Regions from separate parts of the Mus musculus genome. Here region 2 is linked to region 1. Evidence: chromatin loops called from intact Hi-C (ENCODE). Cell type or tissue: gastrocnemius. All regions are shown on one strand.

What was found. Hi-C counts contacts between places; a loop is a spot of excess contacts. Peaks named below come from ENCODE experiments on the same cell type or tissue, not always from the same donor. Only the 100,000 strongest peaks of a DNase experiment are listed, where the experiment ranks them.
Region 2: a loop joins it to region 1, with 8 times the contacts of the local background. A loop is called at or near these places in 5 of 42 quality-filtered maps.

The regions. Positions count from the first base shown.
Region 1 is chr7:131,894,849-131,902,848 of GRCm38, reverse strand. No RefSeq gene overlaps it. Among named protein-coding and RNA genes, the nearest start is that of Gm34725, 65 kb to the left of the region's middle. In gastrocnemius, CTCF peaks have their summits at 3,354 (motif pointing left) and 5,376; DNase peaks (open chromatin) are centred at 2,986, 3,333, 5,054 and 5,363; H3K27ac peaks cover 644 bases.
Region 2 is chr7:132,634,939-132,642,938 of GRCm38, reverse strand. It overlaps Lhpp (phospholysine phosphohistidine inorganic pyrophosphate phosphatase), which reads right to left. Exons shown (of 7, transcript NM_029609.1): 4 at 1,352-1,415; 5 at 360-452. Among named protein-coding and RNA genes, the nearest start is that of Lhpp, 28 kb to the right of the region's middle. In gastrocnemius, a CTCF peak has its summit at 4,017 (motif pointing right); DNase peaks (open chromatin) are centred at 1,811, 4,071 and 4,342.

The DNA.
Region 1 (8,000 bases):
TCTAATGCTGTGCTCAATAAGAAAAGAAACTTCCCAAGGAAATGACTGGCTCCAGGGCCAGCAGGGAATAGAACAGCTTATCCTGGAACATCTAGTGTTAGATACGTAAGAAAGTGCTGGCATACACACACACATACACATGCACACACTCACATACACACCTGTACACACACACACACACACACCATAAACAGACACACAAACACATATACAAACATATATATATATATATATGCATACATAATAAACATACATATACACATATACACACATATACATCCATACACATATATACACAAGCATATGCATATACCTACACACATAAATAAACTTATAAATAAACTAAGGTCTTCGCATTTGTGTTTATCTAAATATCTCCTGATACAGAGTGGAAATTAAGATGGCAGCAGCAGCAGCAATTATGGGGTAAAGGGACAGCTCAGACATGTTTCCAGTGTGACTGAACCATGTGCTAGGGGAGCTAGGCTCACCTCTCTCTCTCTTTCTTCTCTCTCTCTCTCTCTCTCTCTCTCTCTTTCTCAGGACTTTGGGAATTAATCATGCATAATGAATCAACTTAAAATTAGACCAAGCATTTTGGTAACAGCTGGTCCCCCAACTCCCCAGAATCTATAATATGTAATTTATTTTGACAGGTTTCTCATGGAAGTACTGGTGGGGGTGGTACAAAAGAAATGCTCAGCCTTTAGAAAGGGTCTGCTGGGTCCCCAACTAGGGAATCAGTTGGGAGGATCTATGTCCACCCCCAATCTTTGCATCTTTATCCTAGCTAGCTCTTGCTTCCTATCTGTGGAGGGATATGTGACTGCCTTTGCCAAGCAATGGTCAGGTGCTGATGTTAGTTAGCTACCCTCTGCCATGGGCATGGCAGCCTCCTCTTCATCTAGCGGATCCTGAGTGCTATTCCTACGGGGGGTGGGGGGGATAGGGTTAGGGTTAGAGTTAGGTTTGGGGTTTAGTGTTAGGGTTAGGGTTACGGTTACGGTTACAGTTAGGGTTTAGGGTTACAGTTAGGGTTAGTGGTTAGGGTTAGGGTTAGGGTTAGGGTTAGGGTTAGGGTTAGTACAAAGTCAAGAGGGTCTCTGAGGATTTCTGATTGCCAGTCTAGCTCCATGTTTGATCCCCAGAGCCTGTTTTACTTTTCTTAAGTACAGCATAGTAATACTACACATTGGTAACCCCAGGCGTGGGGATTCAAAGGTAAGAAGATCCCTGGCCAGCCTAGCTGAACTGGTGAGCTACAAGTCACTCAACAGAATCAAGAATCACCTTAGAGATAAGCTTCTGGACATGTCTAAGAGGGAGTTTCCAGAAAAGTTAACAGAAGTGGGAGGAGCCATTCTAACTGTGCAGCACCATTCCATGGGCTGGGGTCCCAGTCTGAATAAAAAGTAGAAAGCAAGCTGAGTACCAGCATTCATCTCTCTGAGATGCCTGACTGTGGAGTCAGAGTGACCATCTGCCTCACAGTCAAACCACCATGCTTTTCCCCACCGTGATGAACTGACTGTACCATCAAACTGCGAGCCAAAATAAACCCTTGTCATAGTCAAGTTTCTATTGCTGTGATAAAATGCTGTGACCAAAAGCAGCTTGGAGAAGGAAGAGTTAATTTTATCAAAGAGTTCTCACTATGTCATATTCTATCACTGAAGCCTAGACAGGAACTCAAAGCAGGAACCCAGGAACTGAAGCTGAAGTCACGGAGGAGTGCTACCTACTGGCTTGCTCCCCATGGCTTGCTCAGCTTGCTTTCTTATGCATCTCAAGACTACCAGCCCAGAAGTGGTACCACCCACACAGACTTTCCCACAGACCAGTCTGGTGGGGCCTTTCCTCACTTAGGAATCCTTCTTACCAAATGAATCTAATATGTACTTCTTTTAAGTGGAAAGAGCAAGGGGAACATTTAAAGCACAGCACAATCTTCCCCTCAATTCTCTTACATTCTAGACCAAGCCATAGTATAGCAACTGTACTAGGTCCTTGGCTCTCTAAGCTTCCCACAGGCAGTGGCTGGGACCACCCATAGTAGGCATTTGATGACTTTGAAGGAAGGACATGCCTCCAGGTCCATATATTAGAGCCCTGTTGAGGGTTCTTGTAACAGTCTTCTATTTAGCTTTTGTCAACTTGTCACAAACTAGTCACTTACAAAGAGGGAACCTCAGCTGAGGAATTGCCTCCATCAGACATGGACATGTCTGTAGATCATTTTCTTGATTAATGGTTGATATGAGATGGTCCAACCCACTGTGGGTAGTGTCATCCCTGGGACACTTTATGGAATGCTAGTCCTGCTCTGTTCCCTGCAGTTCCCCCAGGGCCTATTGCCTTACTGGAGCCAGCTATAATCTTTCTAAGAATATCCACGGTAAAACAAACAAATCCTGCATCCCTGAGGGAAAGGCACACATAGCAAGGTGTGTAAGTTAGGCCATGAGGCACATGGCACACAGCCTTACTTCACTCACTCAACTCACCAGACCCCAGGGACCCGAAAGATTCTCATGCAAAGCTTGGGGGGCAGGAAAGCACAGCTTTCCACCCTGCCATGCTGTGGTCCTTACTGGAACCTGAGTGGGTGGCAACTAGGAGCCCATACGTACCAGGGTCTAGAGCTGGGAAGGAAGGAGGCATTGTGGGAGCTGAGCTCTTCCTCTAAATGAGATCTTGCCCTTCTCAGGGCTGGACCCCAGATGGAACCAAAGTTCTAGGAATGGCCTAGAGCAGAGCAAATGCCTGCCAGGAACATCTTCAGGCATACATCCACCTCATGTTAGGCCCAGTCAGCTTATTGGGGGGGACAGGCATGAGAGGGTGAGTATGTTACCTAATACTCATCCCCATTTGCCCAAATGGGAGGTCCTCAGCCCAGCCCAAAGCATGATGGGTAGCTGTAGGAGCCCAGGGTCTATCACCATGACAAAGCTGTCCAGCTTAGCTGAGAAGCAGGAAGGCATTTGGCCTACCAGAGGCAATGCAGAGCTATGCTTGCAAGGAGGAGGAAGAGGGACGTGATCTCCCTAAGGGCACAGCTCTGGTGACAAACTTGAGAGGAGCAGCTCCAGCCATAGACCATTCTCCTAAACAGGGACTCCTTCTTGCAAAAGGCAGCCAACTCCTTTTGTGTGTCAAAAAAGAAGACTTCTACCAGATTGCTAAAAATGAGCAGCAGATAAAAATACAGTTCTGGTCCCTGGAGCCACGCATCCTGGCCAGGCTGCAAACAGCCTGCTTTTCTTTCTTTCTTTTTTTTTTAGGCTGAGACACTTCTCAAGCCCAAACTTGATATTCTCCACAAGGCCCAGTCTGCCCCCAAGTGGTGAATCTCTTGTAAAGACGCTCCACTGCCAACTTCCTCAGAAAGCCTGAGGAGTTTTTGTCAGAGGCCCTGAAGGGCTTTGAAAGTGAATGTTGGTTGGCTTTTCTCATTTCACAGACTTCTTGGTGTAATGTCTGAAGATGAAATGTTACTTCTCTCCCTCAGACGCAGTTGTGTTTGTCTAACATTTCTTGATGTTTCTTTTGTTCAGAAAATCAGGATGCCTCACCTTAGCAGACAGAAAAGATTTTAAACCCTAGAGACTATATATGTGTGTGTGTGTGTGTGTGTGTGTGTGTGTGTGTGTGTGTGTGTGTGTATGTATGCCCCACGCTGACTCATGCTCGCCCTTCAGTGGGGTTTTGGGGTAGCGAGGGTCTCTGTACCCAAAGTAGCAGTCTAATATAGGGTTAAGAGAACCAAATGCCTGCGTTGGAATTATCCCTAATGCCTCTCACTAGGCGCATGACCTTGGAGATATAATTTCAACTCTCTGCTAAGTATAGATGCAGTCTAAGTGTGAACTCAGAGGCTTGTGTTGGAAGTTTGGTCTCCATTGAAGTGCCACTAAGAGGCAATGGAACCTTCCTGAGGTAGGGTCTGGAGTCTGGGGAATTCATCTCCCCTTAGAGATAACTAAGAGGGTTTGTAGTTCCACTGACATCCCAAAGTCCTCTGAGGTTCTGCACTAGTTACATTTCTTAATGTTGTGACCAAACACCTGAGAAGATGCCACTTAAGGTAGAGAGACTTACGTGGCTCATAGATTCACAGCAGGGATGGCGTAGCAGCTGGCTCCTGCGTTCCACACTGGTAGGAACTTGTGGCATGGTTTCTAACATCTCCACAGACTATGCAGCAGAAGCAGAAACTGGAGCTGGAAGCTGAGCCTGACTGTAAACCTGAATACATACCTCATTCCCCCTGAGACATTTTCTCCGGTAAGGCCCTACCTCCTAAAGACCCCACAACCTTCCCAAATGGCACCATCTGCCAGGGTTGAGTGTTCAAACACAAGCCTGTGGTGGGCATTCACAGCTCCCCTTTTACTTTCCCACTGTAGGGTTCTCACTCAGAGCTGAAGCAAAAGTGAGCCAGCACCACACCCCTGACTAAATAAACCTCTTTTCTTAGGCATGACACAGCTTTGGGTATTTCAGTATAGTAAAAGAAAACAGACCACCACACCCACTTTCTTTGTCCATAACATGATCAGATTTATGTTTGGAGTTTCTTGAGTGTTTGGTGAGTTAATGACCATCAGGGACTGTGGCCAATGTTTGATACGTGGTGTGAACTACAGGATCACCAAGGACATGACATCAGGTACATTGCTGTCCTCACTTCTGCTGCTATTGCTGCTCTTCAAGCTAGGCTAGCCTAGAGCTAACTGCACAGGTAAGGAGTGTGACAAATATTGGTCCCATGTAGTTATCAGGTCCAAAGCCCTTCCCACCTGGGAGCTGGCTTGTTTCTAGAACCATCCATGTACAGATTCTGAAGCCAGGCAACCTCAACCAGGACAGGAACCCTGATGGGGGTCTCAGAGAAGCAGGATCAAAGAGGGCAGGGTTGTTCCAGAGTTCTTCAGCAGGGACAGCAGCTAGCCAGGCAGTGAGAACAAGCAAGGCATCTCCGTTGAGACGACCTTGTTGGGTCTTGGCTGTCAGCCCCTCTCTGCTCTTTCCTGATTTGCTCCATCTCTGTCATCCTTGGCATTTGCCCCAAAAAGTTTCAGCTGGTCAGAGCCAGTTCTGTTTGCCCCTTCCCAAGGATCCTGACTGGCATAAGAAGACAGCCCCAGAGAGAATGTATGGCTTGCTCAGAGTCACACAGGAATTGTGTGGCAGAGCCCAGCTCCTCTACCTTGGGTTGTCCACTCTGGTCCTGCACCTGGAGAAAGGAGACGTGCTGCATCATAGGCAAACTCAAGGACATCAGGTGTAAGGACAGCCACAAATCCAAGCGGCTGTGGGACTACGACCTGAAACTAGGACAATAACATTCATGGTTGATGGTTCAAGGGCTCCCCTCAGTGGTCATCTTGCTGACAGCCGAGGTCCTGGAGGACTTTCTAGCTGGTTTCACAGAACTCCCTGTAAGGAGAAGCAGAAGGCACTGTACCATGGCCTCTGACTTCTGGATAAGGTGGCTTCACTGTTTCTCAAGCCTCTTTGCACTCTAACCCTTTGTAGTCATTTTCTAAAATAGATAGATAGATAGATAGATAGATAGATAGATAGATAGATAGATAGATGATAGACAAATGATGTAGAGGAAGAAGATAGATAGGCAGGTAGAGATAGATAAATCACATATAGATGATAGATAGATAGATAGATAGATAGATAGATAGATGATAGATAGATAGATAGATAGATAGATAGATAGATGGTAGAATTTGTGTGTGTGTGTGTGTGGGGAGAGAGAGAGAGAGAGAGAGAGAGAGAGAGAGAGAGAGAGAGAGAGAGAGAGAGACTTAGTGTTTGGTGTGCAATATATAATCTGAGAATTAATATCAATAATAAATTAAAAATAAAGAACCCGTGTTTGTCTAAGGAGGGCTAAGGGAGGAGGGCTAAGGTAAGTGGTACTGCTTTGTAAGTTGTTGCCAACAAAATCACCAAAACTTGTGAGTTTATTTTTATACAAAAATTTCTGAAAAAAAAAATTCTGGTATTGTGGAAAAGCACAAACATGGTTATGTTTCTGACATACCATGGTCATGACACTATGGGATTAAAGGATTAGTGAGACAGTGGGACAGTAGAGAGAAGATGAGCCTAGGAGTATATCATGGGGAAATGCCACATCCACTCCAATAGTGACCCGTGTGACAGAGCCAAAAGCCTGGACACAGTCCCGAGGCGAAAAGTTCACGGAAACAGTCGCCAGGAACGTGGCATCCTATAATGACGAATGCTCCAAATTTGTCCTTGCTTTAGTCGGTAAATGGATCTGTGTGCTCTCCCTTAATATTGCTTTATTATAAGTGCCTCTAAAGATTGATTTTGACATATAGCTAAGTTATATTCCTTCACCAGTCCTAGGCAGTCCTTGAGCTTTGAATTCAGTAAGAATGTTGCCTATTTAGTGACATTCAGAATTGCCTCTAGTATTGTAAGAGAGACAGTGAAAGAAATCAGGCATTACTATCTCCTACCTAGAGTTAGAATCTCAGGGCAAGCTTAGCAAAGTATACTTAGAGTCTTCATTACAGTCAGGTATGGCAGACTACATTACTTATTATTAGAAAGTCCCCACACACAATCACTTAGAATAATAGCCAAGTTACTCCCATATGCAGGAATTTACCATTATCTAGGAAGAAGGAAGGTTGTGGTCTAAGGAGGAACCAGAGTAGATACTTAGAACTATAGATAGCTGAGTTACACCCATACACAGGAATTTACAATGTCCTAGGGGGGAGGTGGACTATACAATAGACTAGAATTAGAACTATGGCAAGGGCACGAAGCCCTTGCCCCTGACTGCTAAGATTAAGCTGACCTTAGGTGGGGCTGCTTTTGATCCCAGTTGTTAACATTGATTTTATCCCAGTTGGTTCCTGCCAGTCCTTTGAAGGCATTCCTCTGTTTTGTGTCAGATACTTCAATGTACCTTGCCTGCTGTGATATCCTACTCCTCTGTTTTCTGTATTATATAAAACTGATGCTCATTTTGAGACAAATTACATTCAGATATACACTCTCTCAGTGTCTGTATTTGTTTGCCATTTCTCGCCAACTCTCTCTTTGCCCACCTGTAACCAGAACCCGTTTCACCCATGGATAGAGGACCCAAGTGAGGTTTGTCTGTGGCAGGGAAAGATCACATATGCTTTATTTGGAGATTAATGAGTGGGTGGAAGGATGGATGGACGGATGGATGGACGAACGGACAGACGGACGGACGGATGGATGGATGGATGGATTATGGAGGGTAGATTGAAGATTGATGATGAATAGAGGGGTAGATGGATGATGGATGGATGAGTAGGTACATTGGTAGATGGCTGGATGGGTTGATAGGTGGATTTAGAGGTGGGTAGGAGAATAGATGAATAGATACAAAATATACACAGTATACACACATATGTCCTATTTAGATATATTTATAGTCTATGCAATGTGCTTGGGTGAGGAGCTGGATATTCCATGCAGGAAGACATAGAGAAGGATCAAGGGTAGGAAAATGTTTGAAGAAGTCAAAAGGCACAAGAGCTCATGAGAAGAGGAAAGAGTAACCAGGAGAGGCTGGAGGGCCAGAGAGACAGAGTGGAGCCTGAGCAGTGATTGTTGGGATGCTGAGAGCAGAGTGGGAAGAGAAGCCAGGCAGGGCCTCAATCAGAAGGGTGTGGAGAAGGCTTGGGTGGGGAATGGAGGGATCAATGTGGACCCCTGTAGGAGCCACATGGGCCATTTGGACACTTACATTGGCCTCTATAGCTAGGGAAGAGATACAAATATGGAAATTCATTGGCTGGTATGAGCTCATTCATCCCAGTGACCAAGCCTTAGATACTTCCTGAATAATTCGCATTGCTTGTGGATGCCTGCTGCTTGCGGTCTTAGGCCTCCAGTTCCTGAGAATGTTTAGATTCATTTTCCAAGCTTCCTTATCGACCTTCTGATCTGACTAGTGGGATGTGAAT
Region 2 (8,000 bases), 740 kb before region 1:
CGCCCTCCACATGCACACTGTGGCACATGTGTGCCTGTGACTTATACACATGTACATGTACACGCACATGGAAAGCAAGGAAGGAAAGCATTAGTATTTTAAAGGACAAAAACAATTCGAAGTGAAGACTCTGTGTGACCCAGTTGTTGGGCTGCATGGTAAGAAACTGTCTCCTTCCTCACGGTGAGAAACGATCGGGGCCAGCAGGATGGTTCAGCGGGTGTTAGCACTTGCTGCTGATCCTGTCAACCTGAGTTTGGTTCCCGGAACCCACACAATCTCATACCCCAAATAAGTATATAAATAAGTAAATGTCGTTTTAAACATGTAAAGAAGAAAGGAAATTCTGCTGTGCCTACCTGGTGGGCTTCCACCCCTATGGCTTGTAGAGCAGACTTGAAGAACTCAGGGGAGGGTTTCCCCACCACTTCAGCCTTGATACCACAGGCATACTGGCAAAGAGAAGACACAGTATGAGTTTCAGATCAGGAACACGGGAGTAGACACACATGGAAAGACTGACCGCCTCATGATGATCAGGATGCCATGGGCCTCAAACCCTCTCACAGGCAAGCGTGTCACAACTCCACAACAGGCTGCTGCCTAGAATGCTTAGGACACCTACCTCCAGCTCTGCCGCCTACTTCAAGAGTGCCCACAGCAAGTGGCATACCTTACCTAGCAGAACCACGAGTCTCCCAAGGGACAGGAGACCAAGGCTCTCATTTGCCTGTTCAGCTACAATCCCATCTCTTGCCTCTCCCTGCTACCCACCTCCAAGTAGATCAAAGGCCCTCCTAAGTGTGTCTAGGATTCAATCCACCCACCTGCTCACCCTTCTCGCCTGGGCACAGGTGGACAGGGGCTGCTACTATTGTGGAGCTGGGACATGGTCTAGCAGGAATCTGGGCAGGGGTAACTGACAGGCCAGTCACAGTGGACTCTGGAGGTCTTGCCACAGAAGGCTTTATAACCTGGAAAGTCATCTCAGGAGAGGAGTTGGGAGGACACACAGCCTGAGGGGTTACAGGGCTGGGAAGGAAGCAGGTGATCTGAAGAGACACTAAAGCCATGAGTCAGAGTGGTGAAGAGCATGCTGGGAAAGAGCACCCAGAGGTTGGCTGGGGGTCAGAGGGATGACACATACATACATAATGACTGTGTGATGATCAAGATAATGGACCCTAACTGCTGCCTGAGGAGAGACCTCCATTACTTCCACAGAGGAGACGGGGGTGTGGCTCAAGCCCCACACAGGATGCTCCACTCAGAAACATGAGAGGCTACTTGTCTATAAAGTACACCATCTTCTCCAGAAAGCCAGGGCCTGGGGCAGCACCAGGGCAGGTACCTCGAGCGCCTTCATGTAACCTCCAACGTCCAGCATCAGGCCAGAGGTCTCCTTGTAATAGCGTCTGCAAGAGAGCACAAGGGAAGGGGGTTCACAGAGAGCCACAGGTGCAGGCCAGTCCCGATGCCATGCTGAGAGTAACCGACAGAGGCCACATGGCAGAAGCAGAGGGCCAGCGGCAGTGGGGCATCATGGGTCATTCAGCCACTAGCCCCCTGCTGCTGGCCTTGTAGGGACCCCTACCACAATGATTAACCAGGAACCCAAGGGGGACAGATGGATCCCGTTACTAACACAGAGGAAGACAAGTGACCCGTGTTTCGGGAAGGGACGGCAGCCCCCCCAGAGCATGTGCTGACTCCCTAATTGCTAATAATTAACCCCTAACTGCTGCCTGAGGAGAGTGCTCCATTAGTTCCACAGCAGCCTGCGACATCCCTATTAGCTGGGGTCAGGCAAGGTGCCAGGTTTCACAGGCACCAGCTGCTTCCTTGAGACAAGAATGTCTTCCCAACCTCCCAGAGACAGCGCAGGCTCAGCTCCTCGGAGGGTTCCTCGGTTTAGCCCCAGTGCTTAGACCCACAGCCCATCCACATCAGACCAAGGCCTCCCTCGAGGTACATAAGAGTCCTAGCTGCAATGTCATCCATTTCTGGGGCTCTCTGAGCAAAGCCACGTGACCAAGGAGGCAAGAAGGTGGCTTAGCCATCACCCTCCAGAGATGAGGTTCACTGAAACCCAGAAAATGGCACAGGAATCCAAGTTCTGAGTTATTAGGGGAGTCTGAGCACCCACGTCAGTCTTCCCTTCCTTCTCCGTCCAGGGGACATTAACTCAGCATGCGAGCTGAGGATCCGAGAACAGGGGATGTAGGCTGTCTTCAATACTGAAATTCCTTCTCTGATTTCTAAAAGTGACTTTGCTCTATGTAAGCCTTTAGACCTCAGCTTCCTCGCCTGTGACATAGTCAAAGCAATCAAAACCACCCATATCTAGGGCAAAGTAACACACTACATAAACAACACCATTCCTTACACAATGCCTAGAACACAAACACCACTCACCAAAAGACTGGAGACGACTACTATAAACAGCTGCTCGTGGAGCTAAGACAGAGGCCCTGAGATAGGAGGCTCAGTGGTAAAATAATACAAGCCCCAGGCCTGGTGGGGTCACTCCTGTAATCCAGCACTCAGGAGGCTGAGGCAGGAAGATTGTGAACTCTAGGTCAGCTGAGGATACATAGCAGATCCGATCTCACGAATGTCTTTTCTTTTTCACCTTTCCATGTGCATGTGCTGGAACACGGTCCAGGAATGGAGTCACGTGAGAACGCTGAGTGCTTGTGAGAAAATGCCAAGAAAACAAGACAAGACTCTATGACCTCAATTTCTTCAAAACATGGAATTATTCTTGGAAAGTGTTTTGTGCTCCTCCCAGGTATAGCGGCTAGGAGTGAGGTTACTTCCAATACTCATTCTTGCTTGCTGTTGTTACTCAATTAGACATTGAAGCCATACTTGATAAGCCTCTATGGAGAATGTATTTTTGCCACGTGTAGCTTGTTCTCATGATTGTATGCAGCTTTCAAACTCATGAAAACGTTACTCATGTGATTTCTCTTAACCCTCAGAGTATAAATTGTCAGATGCTCTGAATAACGTAGGCAATTGCATGTGGCTTTAGTCTGACTCGTTCCCCATCCTCCTAGTCCCACGGTCTCTAGAGCAGTGACATGTATGTGTGGTGCATGTGTGCACACATGCAGAAGCCTGAGGCTACGTGTCAAGCTCCCTGGGCCACTTTTGCACTGTAATTTTGGGGGGAAGTAGTGTCTCAGTCAAACTCAGGGTTTGCTGATAGCACTAGTCTTGCATCAGCCATCCTTCTCTTAGAATATCCCATCTCTACCAGCCTGGAAGTACAGGCAGTCTGCTACACCAGCTGGCATTTATGTGGGTCCAGGGTATCCAAACTCCAACCCTCTTGCTTGCATGCCAACAACCTTAACCACTAAGTCATCTCTGAAGCCCTGAAGAAATTTTCTTAAAAGGCTTCTTGGGGCTGACAAGGTGGCTAAGTGAGTAGAACACTTGCCAAGCAAGCATGAGGACCTTCAGTTCCCCAGAACCCACATGAAGCCAGGCCTGGTAGCATGTGTCTGCAGTCCCAGCACTCCTGCGACAGATGAGAAGCAGAGACAGACAAAGCCCCAGAAACCAGCCTGGCAAACAACAAAGAGACCCTGTCTCAAACATGGTAGAAGATAAAGAGTGATTCCCGAGGTTGTCCTGTGACCTCTACATGCATACACCCTGGCATGAGCACACCTACACTTATAAACAAACATGCAGGTAGGCAGGCAGACACAGGAAGACAGACAGACAGACAGACAGACAGACAGACACACACACACACACACACACACACACACACACCTGTGACCTCAAACATGCTTACCCTGGCACGAGCATGCTTACACTTACTGACACACAGGCAGGCAGCAGGCAGGCAGGCCCGCACGCACATACCCAGGCATTCATGCATGCGTACACACACAGCTTTATTTTTTTTCTATTGTTACAATAAACTATAATGCCTATTTCCTTAGCCAGGTCCAGAGCTTCAAAGAACTGGAGAAGGATAAACAGTATTTGTCCAGCAGAGGGAGCCATTGGTGCTGGAGCTGCACTGTCTGGGTGGCAGGTGGCTTAGTCTCAGTCCAGGACTCTATGAAGGGCTCAGGGACCTGCACGACCTGGGACCTGGCACCTGGCATGCACCCCTGGCTCCCAGCATAGAAGAGATGCAAAAAGACTCACAGAGAAACTGTGAGAGCAAAGATGGTGAGCTGCGCGAGTAAGTGACAGAGAGACAAGCTGTGTCCTGAGGGGAGGCGGCTCACATGGAGCGAGGGGAAGGAGTCCGAAGACCGAGGGAGCACTTTGGGATCACTAGAGCACCTGATGGGCTTCACACTAGGCCACCTCCAAACCCACAGATGGGCCATCTTCCTTGCACACGGGCCCAGAGGCTACAACTCTTGCTCAGAGGAAGCTCCCAGGAGAAGGAGAGGGTGGGCAGAGGTGGGTTGGGCAGAGGACAGAGCAGGGACAGACCTAACTCAGCTCAGAGGCGTTTGCCAGGAAGCAAACAGAAACTTCTACAACACAACTGGAACAGGCGCAGCTGTTTCTCAGCCGAGGATTCTGGGGATTTCCAAGCTGCCCTGGGGACAGATGGATACAGGATCCCGGAGACTGGGTGGATGGAAACAGGCCCCTCTCATTTAGAAACGGCACCCCTAAGGAGTCCTCGAACCACAGCTCTGCTGGCCCCAGATCTAGAAGTTTATTCGAAAGTAAAAAGGACTTCAGGTTATCTGGACTCACCAAAGCCCGGCCTTCTGAGCCAGAGGAGAAGGAGTCTCGGGAATCAAAATGGAAACCTTGCCCCCCCCCCCCCTCTCAACAAGCGGAGGCTTGTTTTTGAAACAGGCTCTTAACTATGTAGCCCGGCTAGCCTGGCATTCTTTATGTAGACCAGGCTGGCCTCCAACTCACAGAGATCCTTCTGTCTCCACCCCCAAGTCCTGGAACTACAGGTGTACGCCACCACCTCCGTTTATATGGTGCTGAGAATGGAACCAAGACCGAGAGTCTCACACATGCTACCAACAACAAGCTACTTACCCTCTCACCCCTGCCCATTCTCTTTCTTACTTTTTTAAACTGAATCTGGGCTGCTTTTTATAGAGCCCACAATTTCTCTATTTCTTACTCATTTAGGAAATCAAAAATCTACCTGAAGCCAACTGTTGGCCGTAAACACTTTAAGGGAAATAGCGAACAGGCATCTTAAATGTATGTCCCTTCACTAGTGACAGGATATAGTCTTCTTTTCTTTCTGGCACCGTGTGGCCCACTGCAGGAGAGCCCGGGGGGCCCTCCAGCTACTGAGGGCCACTGTGGCTACTGGAGACGCAGGCCACAGTGGAAGAGCAGTCAGCTCAGATTTTATGCTTCGTTTTCCTGCCGTTTCCGATTCCTCGGTGCAGCCTCCCTGCAAAATGACCACTTGACCTCTCCCAGAAGAGCCATTAACCTCCATAGTCTGCAGAGTAAACAGCTTAATTTCCTGATGGCGCGGCATGACAGGAGAAATTACAAAGCCAATTCCCTCTCTCTGTCCGCACAGATGCCAAATGTAAATCACTCCATTTCCAGGAGAGGGGCATCCTGCCTCCTCGCACCCTCGGGGAGGCCACTCCAGCCTTGACTCTAGTGACAGGAGCTCTTCCTGGGCCTCTGGGCTACCTGGAGAGGCTGCCACTCTCAGAAAGCTGTAGAGCCCTTTCCCTAGGGTTGAAACACCCCACCTTTCACCCAAGTCAGAGTCTAGGGGGCTGGAGTCCCCACTCATACCAAATGAGTGTTACCCACGGCTGAGTGTGCCCAAATTCTCACCCAGCCAAGAGCAAGCGATTGCTATTTTCACCATCCTTTTCACCAATGCATTTATTCAGACACTACTTGTAATCTGGAATAGCCCCTAGCAACGATGAGACTGCATTCAACAAAAATGAGCTGACATAAATGACCTATAATATTACCTTTTCATTATGCACATTTTCTAGTGCAGGTTTGCTAACTCAAATATCCAAGGACAGGGCCCAGATCACTGAGTTAAGCAGTCCAAGTGTGCCTAGCTCAGTGGGCACGAGGGCCCAGTCACCAAAGCACAGGATGGAAATACTTCCGGCAGGATACCCTGCTGCCTACAAGCTGGGCAGGAACTCCAAAGCATCATGCAACCTCAAATGTATGAGATTCTGAACTTGTGTTGCTGTTTCTGTTGACCGGGCGAGACACACACAACCTTCTGGAAATCATCTCACAAAATGGATAACTGTGTCACAGAGATATTTGTGTGTACAAAGTCATTCACAAGCTACTGTTTGCTGACCATAAGAAACAGGCCAAGGGGTCTGGGGAGATGGCTCAGTATGTAAACCCTTTGCTACACAAGGGTGAGGACTGGAGTTGCAGGACCCCAGTTCATATAAATGCCTGAAGGACATAATGGCCCACCTATAGCTCCAATCTTGGAAGGCCGAGACAGAGGACCCCGCAACAAGCCAGCTAGTGAGATCGGTCCATACCTCTGATCTGTGTTTGACTGAGAGATGCTGCCTCACTAAATAAGGTGGGAGACGGATGGAGGATGATACTCCTGACAACAATCTTGAGCCTCCATATACATGTACATGTGCGAGCACAGACACACACAGACACACACACACACACACAGACACACACACACACACACAGACACACACACACACATGCATATGAAAACATGTACATACACACATGAAAACAGAAAGAAAAAAAAACCCTACAGCTTATAAAACAAGGTCAAGCCGACTCCCACATTAGTTTCCTTTTCTTGTTGCTGTGACCAAATACCTAACAATTTAAGAAGGGAAGGAAACACAGACTCAGGGTCTGAGGGTCACAGAACGCCGGGGTGGGGAAGCATGAAGCGGCCAGGCCAGGTCAAGCTGCATCACAGCGAGGAAGGAGAAACAGGTGACTGCTGGTACCAAGTCAGCAGCATCCTTCTTCCCCCTTCCTCTTACTCCAGGACGCACGTACATGGGATGCTGCCCACATTTAGGGCAGGTCTTCCCTCTTCGATTAAACCTCTCAACACTACCCTCACAGATACATCCAGAAGTGTGCATCCTTCACAGTTATAAAACCAGATGAATGTGTGCATCTGTAAGCATTCAGCTGAGGACACGCACTCAAATACCGGTGTTTGTGCTACGCAGTGAGGCTGCAAATACCTTTCTCTTCTTCTTAGGCTTTGAGATTTCTAAATTTCTTCAATGAGCATGTGGTAAGGAAAGATGCTAGCAGGCCTTGGGCTATAGCTCAGTGGTCCAGCCTTACTTGGCATGGACAAGGCCTTGAGGGGGAAAATCGCTTTGTTAGCTACCATGGCACATGTCCATAACTCCCGAGGTCAGGAGATGGAAGCAAGGGAATCATATAGAACAGTAACTAGCTTCAGGCCAGTGTGGGAGTGTGCTAGGCCCTGTCTCAGTTAGGAAATAGGGTTGGAAAGATAGCTCTGCAGTTCAGCAGACTTGCTCTTACAGAGGACCCGAGTTTAGTTCCAAAAATTCACATGGTAGCTCACAAAACTCCACTTCCAAGGAGTCTGACACGTTTCTGACCTCTGTGAGGAGTGGGCCTATATGTAGTGTACATACATACATGGAGGTAAAACTTTCATATACATAAAAGTTTTTAAAAAGTGGTGGCGGTGCACACCAGAACTCAGGAGGAGGCAGAGGCAGGTGGATCTGAGTTCAAGGTCAGCCTGGTCTGCACAGTGAGTTCCAGAACAACCAGGGCTACACAGAGAAACCCTGCTGTGAAACAAATAAAAACAAACAAAATTCTCTTAATTAAAAATGAATAAAGACATATTAAAAAATAAAATAATGTAAGGGAGAAAGAAGGATGCTAAGTCAGCAATGCTTTCTTTAAAACAAAAAACAAAACAAAACCAAAAACCAAAAACCAAAAACCAAAAAAACAAAACATGGTGCCAGAGTCTGCATCCTGACTGTCCTCCA